Regions from separate parts of the Homo sapiens genome. Here region 1 is linked to region 2. The links are chromatin contacts, found by Hi-C or POLR2A ChIA-PET in ENCODE. All regions are on one chromosome and are shown on one strand. The core of a region is the stretch at or near the end of the contact, and the rest is flanking DNA. Distances in the headings are between cores, read along the strand shown.

Region 1 (4,455 bases), core at 94-2,593, 39 kb before region 2:
TGTTTTAAAATGTAAAAACAAAGATCAGAAAAAGAATTAAATAAACCTTGGGATTCTGATGTCCAGAACCGTCTTCCATACAATCCAGAAGAAAAGCCTCAGAATGTGAACTCCTACACTATGTAAATTCAATAAGTACACCTAGTAAGAGTAATCCCATTGAGTTCAGATAATAGAAGACATGGAAATGTGTCACCAATAATAATCATAAGACATTCTCAGCACTTTTCCACATGTGGCTAACGCAATCATAACTTAGCAAAGCTACTTTCAGATATACATCAGAATTTCTTGCTCTGTTAAATACAATTTTATGGCAAATCTTTTGCAATTTTCAATAGATCTCAACTTGATCTACTTCTCTTGTCTTGCACCTGCCTCAATTTTCTTGCTACTACTGTGAGGGAGGGGTTTTCTGTTGACTAGAAAGGGAAGTGATTTATGGGGCAAGAGGCAAAAGAAATGGATCCATCTAGAATAGCATTTTTATTATATTTTCTCTAAGTAAAATCAGAAAACTGTTACCCAGAGGTATTATGATCTGGCCATGTTAGACTCCAGCTCCTTATTAAATTGGTGAGTTATGGAGAAGGTGTTACCATCCGAGACAGTTTTTCATTTTCGTCTTTCCATTTAACTATTTCTTGAAGCTGATGAAATACATAGTACTTAGGTTATTGCAGGGTCAGGCAGAACGTTCTTTTTAGGGAATACATAGCAGTGAAAGAATTGTAGGATTTTTAAATCTGGCATCAGAGCTTGGCAAGTTTAAACATCCAAAAACATCCCTTTTTGTGTAAAAAGGGAAAACTCTAATCCAGAGAGACTAAATGACTAAAAGACTCAGAGTGTGCTGCAGAACCAGGTCTGGAACCCTAGAATCCTGGCTCCCAGTCCGTTACTTCAAGTACAACTTTTTCGAAATTCACATTGGCCACGAGTAGATTCTCCTTCCATTGTAAAAGAGCATTTAGGCCACAACCAGCAGAAACACTAAGCTGCCGATTTCTGTTCATGATGCGTCCACCTGGTCATCTTCTGACATTTTCCAAGGGCTGGGACAGCTTTGGAAAGCCCTGTTAGAGACCAGGTTATTTTAAGGTGGAAAACAGAAATCCTAAAAAGCCCAGGCATATACTTGCTTTTTTTTTTTTTTTTTTTTTTTTAATGGAGAAGCTGAGGGACCCAAGAGCCAGCCCTGAAACCTTGATATTTAAAGCAGTTGTCTGTAGACATAATACCCTAGTTTGATCAAAGGGTTGGGCCACACAATCCCAGGGAACAGGAAGGCTGACAAGGGGGGAAGGGCCCTTTGTCCAGGAGGCCTGGAATCCGGATGCCCTGGTTGGCGAGGCTGCTGGCCCTGCTGGGGAGGGGCTGAGGCCCAGTCTATGCCCGCGTTCCTCCCCCTGCCCTTCTGGTCCCTACACTGAGAGATCAGACAGAGCCTGCTGTCTCCCCACACTCAGTATCTGATCAGTTTTCTTCAGGACATTAATAAAATGAATCTATAGGCTTTGCTTGTATTTTTGTTGTTGTTTAATTCTACAATCAGAAAAGGTAAGCACCCCAGTTTAACTCTTTGAGTCTTTCTCCCAGCATGTGGCTTCCTAAACAAATATTTCATCTATCGTTCAGGTCACATTCTTGACCTTGTTGTTTCAGGTGCCTGATAATTCTGGGCTAATGACGGCCTGGCGAGCACGTTGGTTCCCCCACCACCACCCCACCACTCTCCAGTGCACCCTGCCCTCCCTCCTGTCCCCAGCAGCTTTCCCTGGGCTCATTTTAGTACCAGCCCCTTCCCCATTAATTGCTTTTCCTTCGGTAGCCTTTCTTTTCTTTATCAAAGTGCTTGCTCTGAAGGCTTCTACTTCAGATTCCTGCCCCCAGTGCCCTTGGCCTGTTCATTATTTAATTTTGCTTTCAGTCCCCTGCCTGTCAGGCAATGTCTGCACCCTGTGATTGTTTTCATTTTTGAAAGTCTCCAAAGATCACAGCCTTGTAGACACACTTTAAAAATATTATAATGATTTCTGGTGTGCGCACGCGTGTACACGCACACAGACATGAATGAATTAGAAAAATGTGCTTTGGACCGACCTAGGTTCTCTGAAGCACAGAATTTGACTGATAAAAGGGCTTTATGCACTGCCCCCTGGCCCTGCTGACAACACTACCCCTAATGCCTCTCCTTCTGCTTTATGAGTTGCTGAGATGGGTGTTTTTCTGTAGTCAGTCAAACAAATACATAAAGTAACTTCTAGAGCTTTTCGGCATTGTACTAAGCTGGCTGAAGGCATTTTAGAGATCCAATCTTGCTGAGGGGCTTGCATTAACATGGAAGGAAGCAACACTCTCTGATAGCAACTGACATAGGTCTAGTCATGCAGTAAAGCATTCAAAATAATCCGGAGAAAGGGTAACAGATCGAGCCTTTGGGGATGAATGATAACTGGATTCAGGAAAGTTCTTCTGATTTTTCTTTTTGACCCCTAAACGTCAGATGTGTTCAACATTATTACGGACTGAGTTCTATTCCCCCAAAATGTGTATGTTGAATCCCTAACCCCCAGTGTCTCAGAATGTGACTGTTTTTTGAGACAGGGTCTTTAAAGAGGTAATTAAGTTAAAATGAGTTCACTGGGGTAAGCCCTAATCTGATCTCTGGTGTCCTTGTAAGAAGAGATTTGGACAGACCTGCAAGGAGGGAGATGTATGTGGGGCACAGGGAGCAGAAGGCCATCCTCAAGCTAAAAAGAGTGGTCTTAGAAGAAGCCAGCCCTGGCAGCACTTTGAGTTGGGACTTGCAGCCTCTGGAACTATGAGAGAAGAAACTCCTATTGTTTAAGCACCCACTGTGTGGTACCTTGTTATGGAAGCCCTGGCAAACTAATGCAAACATCGGTATTTCAAGATGGTGTTAGTTCTAGATGAACAATGAAATTAATCACAGAGCAATTTCTGGGCAGGAAGTGGCTTTTCTGCCCCTGTTTGGGTTTCCAGGCACTTAATTCTTATTTGCGGACAAGCAGTAGATATTCAGCATGTGTTTATTGGGCACTTCCTTCATGCCACACGCTGCACTAGGCCAAGCAACAGAGATTCAGAAGCCTATGGCTGTATCTAGAGTCCAGATGAGATGAGCTTCTCAAACTGGCAGTGGATGCATGTTGATGACGGTTCCCCAAGGTAATCTTCTTCCTAGGACCTAATGGCCATGTTGTAATAAGACTTTTCTTCTTTAGTTGCTAATTTGATTCCTAAAGTATTAGGTACATGTAAAATAGCCTTTTTGTGTAGATCAAAATGTTGAATTAAATGCAATATGGAACAGAAAATGATTAGAATGCATTCTGGAACAGAAAAAAGATATTAATGAAAAAACCGATGAAATCCAAATGAAGTAGTTCAGCTAATAATAATGTGCCAATGTGAATTTCTTAGTTTTTCTACATGTATCTTGGTTATTTCTATGGTTTGAATGTGTCCCCTAAAGTTCATGTGTTGGAAACATAATCCCCAATGCAACAAAGTTAGGAGATAAGACTTAATAGGTGATTAGGTCACGACAGCTCTGACATCATGAATAGATTAATTTCATTACATGGAAGTGGGTTTGTTTGGTGAGAGTAGGTTTGTTAGAAAAGTGAGTTCAGGCCAGGCATGGTGTTTCACACCTATAATCCCAGCATTTTGGGAGTCTGAGGCAGGAGGATTGCTTGAGGCCAGGAGTTCCAGATCAGCCTGGATAACATAGTGAGACCCTGTCTCTACAAAGAACGAAAAAAAATTAGTCAGGTATGGCCTGGCACCGTGGCTCATGCCTGTAATCCCAGCACGTTGGGAGGCCAAGGTGGGTGGATCACGAGGTCAGGAGATTGAGACCATCCTGGCTAACACGGTGAAACCCGGTCTCTACTAAAAACACAAAAAATTAGCCGGGTGTGGTGGTGGGCGCCTGTAGTCCCAGCTACTCGGGAGGCTGAGGCAGGAGAATGGCATGAACGCAGGAGACAGAGCTTGCAGTGAGCCGAGATCATGTCACTGCACTCTAGCCTGGGTGATAGAGAAAAACCCTTCCTCAAAATGAACAAACAACAACAACAACAAAAGTGAGTTGAGCCTCCTCCTGCTCTTGCACTTTCACTCTCATGCTGTCTTGCCCTTCTACCTTCAGCCATGTGATGACACTGCACAAAAGCCCTCACCAGATGCTGGACCCATGCTCTTAGACTTCCCAGCCTTCACAACCCTGAACAAAATAGACTTCTATTGTTTATAAATTACCCAGCTTCATGTGTTCTTTTATAGCAATATGAAATGAACTAAGACCATTGTGTAACATGCTAACATTAGGGGAAATGAGGTAAAAGATGTGTATAGGAATTCTCTCTATAATCTTGGCAACTTTTCTATGAATTCCAAAAATCTAAAATTATTCCAAATTAAAAG
Region 2 (4,012 bases), core at 914-3,413:
GGTTCTGGCAGTGAAAGCTTATCAGCAGAGGGTTTTGCAACTTCAGTACTTCTGGCCCTGCTGTTATTTTTTAGTCTGTGCAGAACTGGCCCTGGTATTTCATTTGGCTGCTTTGGTTTCAGCAGGCCTTCCAAATAAATAATACACCCATGAGACCTACTGAGGGAATGGACTAGATTGTCTGGGTTCAGTTCTTGGCTGTGCAGGTACCTGTTATGGTCCTTGGACCAGTTACTTAAGCTCTCTGTGTTTCTGCTTCCTCAAATGTAAGATGGGAATAATAAATAATACTATATATTTCATAGGGTTGTTATAAAAGATTGGATGAGTCGGTATTTGCCAAGTGCTTAGAATATGCCTATCACATAGTAAGCATTATACAAGTATTTGTTTAAAAAATAAATAAATATGAGAAAGGCAGAAACAGCCATAAGCTCTCTGGGTCCCATTTGTTTGAGGTTACAACTTACTTGGCATAAAGCTGAGGCATCTAAAGCTACAAAGTGGGTCAAATTTTCTTTTGTTCCATGCTGGCTGAACCACGTGGTCCCAGAAGTAGGAAGGAAAGAGAAGGCTTAGGAAGCTAAGAGCCATGAAACACCTGCTGAGTGGCAGGACTTCCTCATGGCTTTCTGTGTAGCAACTCAGTTAAGTCTAATCAGGCAGGTGCTATCACTGCCCTCATTTTACAGATGGGGAAACTGAGGCTCAGAGAGGTGAAGTAACTTGGCCACAGTCACATGCTATGAGTGGTGAAGCTGAGGTTGAACCCCAGCAATGTGTGACTTTCAAGTGTGGATATTCCACATTAAGAATGATATTTACATGGGAGACTTCACTTTACGTGGTTTTAAAAGGTTAAAGTGTACATCAATCTCTAGTTTAAAGATACTGAGGGCGCTTTTATTTAACATGTCCTAGTAGCAAATTTTCCTGTAAAATGTTTAACTTCTCTCTGTTTAGTTTGGCAAGTTTGAATTTTTACATGTTGTGTTTTCTTACAGTATAGTGCATCTCTATTGTTCAAAAAAATAAATTTCAGGCCTGGAACTTAGTTAAATTCTGAGGTTTTGTGGGTTGTCCTTTAAAAAAATTTTTTTTACTTCTTTTCTTCCTTTCTTTCTTTGTTCCTGCCTGCCTCCCTGCCTTACTTTTTCCTTCCTTCCTTCTTTCCTTTCTTTTCTTCTTCCTATTCCTCCTCCTCCCCTCCCTCCCTTCCTTTCTCTCCCTCCCTCCCTCCCTTCTTTCCTTCCTTCCTTGCTTCCTTCCTTCCTTCCTTCCTTCTTTCCTTCCTTGCTTAAGTCAGGAATACATGATCTAAAGATCTCTCTGTGTCCTTCTAAAATAGCTGAAGCTCAAAGCCAGTAATTACTAGCAAAAAAATGACCATTTTTGTTGCCAATTCTGAGCACATTATCTTGAAGCTCAAAGCCTGGCCTAAAACAACTGAAATTATAAATAATTAACATCATGAATATCTCACAGGTCCAAATTCCTCCACGAGTAACCGCAGAATTCCTTTCTGTTCTCTGATCTGTCAATGCTACCTTTGCAAATGCCAGTTCCAAAGACATAGAAGCAAATATTGCTCAATGTTTTTATTAATGACTATGATCATGTTCAAGCAAATTGTGCATGTTCAAGGCACATTCCCTGTTCTCTCTCTTTAAGAAAAAAAATCACTAAGCCCCACCCTACCCCACCCTTAGCTTTGAAAGGTCTGAAGTCAGTGGTGCCTGAGATAGAGCCAAGATAAAACGAATTGAAAACAAAATGAGCTTTTTTTTTTTTTTTGAAACTTTTGTTTCCAGCTTATAGACACTCCCACCTCAAGTTGCAGAATCCTAGGGATCTGACCCAGTGTCACCTTCAGCCCCAATGGGGCCTTTAGGCCTGTCCTATGTAGGCTGAGGCCCCTCCCAGGTCAGTCCCTACCCCCATTGGAGGCGAATTAACTCTTTCAGGGGAAGACTTGTGCTGGCTTCCAACAACCCAATCTTCCTACTCTGGAGGCTAATCTTTTCCCCTTTTATGCTTTTGCCTTCATAATAGTCCTCATTCTTCTTCCAGAGGGTTAGAGGGTGAAAATAGCCAAGAAGCAGTTGCAAGAAGGCTCTGAAGTTCACATCTTGTGGGTAGGGCCGGCAGTAGGCAGGAGAGACCTGGGAGAGAGATTAGGTGAAACATTAGCCACAACCTTTTGGATTCAGTCCAGTGTCTTTCAATTATTTCTTGATGTGCTTTGGGTACTGGGCTTATTTGGCATGAGACAGGCATCCATTAGAAGATTTCACAATGATTTGCCATGTTACAGTTCTAAACATGCGAACTCATCACCAAAGAAAATTTATGTTTTTACCGCCTTTTCCTCCCACCTCTCCCTGGGGAGCTGCAGGAAAAAGCAATCCAAACGAATTAATCAAAATGACTAGGTTATGCTCTAAAAATAATAAACGTTGCCGTAGTCTGGATCTTTTTCAAGTTTGAGCTTATTTTGTGAGCTTGAATATCGATACGTCAAAGCGCATGTGCATGTATATATTTTTATTAGAGGGATGTGGACTATTGCATGAGGACAGGTAAGTTATTAAGATACACAAATGCAATTGCTCTCATAATACTAGACTGCATTTCAACTAAGTTAATTAAGCTACTTGGCCAATGAAGAGGCAAAGGGTAGGTGCCTTAATGATTCCTTAACTTGTCTCATAAGCCAGCCTTGCAAATTAGGATAGGCTACAGAACTTGAGCTCTGAAAACAAAGCAGGACAGAAACTGAGGTGCAGACTTAGAACAATAACAAAAAGGAAAAATGTCTCCTTGAGCTTCCCTTACCTACTGCATAAGACATTGCTAGACAAAAGCAAAAGGACTGGAAAAAGTTGAAAATTTATTCAAAAAAGTTAGTAAATAATAACAGAAAACAAGCAAACAAGAAACTGTTATTATCTTCATATTTTCAAAATATCTTCTAAGAGATCAGCTCCAAAAGAAAGTTTTAATATAAAAAGAAACCTGTAGCTGAATCCCGAGTTTTCAAGGCCTTCTTGTATTGTGAGAAGGCAATTAGATCAACATTAGGGCGAGGCCGAGAGGGAAAAATCTGTATTGGGAAAAAGGAAAGTGGTGATGATCAGGGTAGAGTCTCTTCTTATTTTAAATGATGCAGTTATCTGATTTTTAATTGACCTTTTTCCCTAATGTATACCCCAAATATCCTCAAGCAAGATGTTTAAAAATCCAGATCCAAACCATCCACAGCCCTTGATGATAATTTATCCATGTTAGGCAGGGTGACGAGGCCCCTGTGATTGTCAGAAAAAATTAGGAGCAAGGATTCCCCAGCTTTATTGTGCATGTCCTTTGTCTCTGGATCTGATCCCTGATGTTATTGGGCTGAATCACAAGGTTATTTCCCACCTAAGAAATCTCATCTGGCTTGAGAATGCTCCTTAGATAATTTCAGCGTCTTTATTCTCCAGAGAAGGTTGATTTCAGTGTTACTAACCCCATCCTACTTTAGCCAGCCTCCATTAATCATGGCTGGCAGGAGAGACTAGAGGGTCATGGGTAATTGAATTCCAGCCAACCTTCAAACCTAATTCAAGTCAACCCTTTGACCTCTTTGCTGACCAAATCTGCTGCCAGAGCTAGTAAATAAATATTGCTTTTTAATTAGACGAAGCCTTTTTCGAGAGCCTACTATGTGTTAGCTTTGTGAGAGAGGCAACCATTATCTCACTTCATTCATTCATTCTGTCCACACTTCCATTGGAACCCAGACACAAGGAATTAACAGATAGTGGAGAGGAGTATAAAGGTCAACTTGGGGTCAGCCCAGTGGGAAAATATGTGCTTTGCAGACACCCTGACTTCCTATCTTTGAAAGAAGATAGATCTTTAGCATTGACAGAAAGGCTGAAGTCCTTTCTGCACAGGAAAATGAAATGATAAACATTTTCCCTTCTCTCGTGAAGCCATGTAGGATCTTCCGACTCCAAAGACTTCTATT

Evidence for each region. A loop is a pair of places that touch in the nucleus more often than their neighbours do. ChIA-PET counts read pairs that join two places held with the same protein, here RNA polymerase II (POLR2A). Pooled maps may share reads with other maps.
Region 1: a loop to region 2 is called in a map of HepG2, with 6 times the contacts of the local background. The contact joins two enhancer-like sites. A Hi-C loop is called at or near these places in 2 of 168 maps with a recorded cell type or tissue (HepG2 and aorta) and 5 of 50 pooled maps. POLR2A ChIA-PET finds 5 or more read pairs at or near these places in 2 of 52 experiments (T-cell and WTC11).

Annotation. Positions count from the first base shown.
Region 1 is chr4:38,421,644-38,426,098 of GRCh38, reverse strand. All of the region lies in intron 7 of LINC01258 (long intergenic non-protein coding RNA 1258), which reads left to right. Among named protein-coding and RNA genes, the nearest start is that of LINC02513, 57 kb to the right of the region's middle. RefSeq lists an enhancer at 881-1,413. Within about 2 kb of position 1,343, at least 2 of the 41 ENCODE cell types and tissues checked have a DNase peak (open chromatin) inside an H3K27ac peak, as active enhancers do.
Region 2 is chr4:38,383,527-38,387,538 of GRCh38, reverse strand. It overlaps LINC02513 (long intergenic non-protein coding RNA 2513), which reads right to left. Exons shown (of 2, transcript NR_149123.1): 2 at 1,780-2,162. Among named protein-coding and RNA genes, the nearest start is that of LINC02513, 19 kb to the right of the region's middle. RefSeq lists an enhancer at 1,757-2,051. Within about 2 kb of position 2,163, at least 7 of the 41 ENCODE cell types and tissues checked have a DNase peak (open chromatin) inside an H3K27ac peak, as active enhancers do.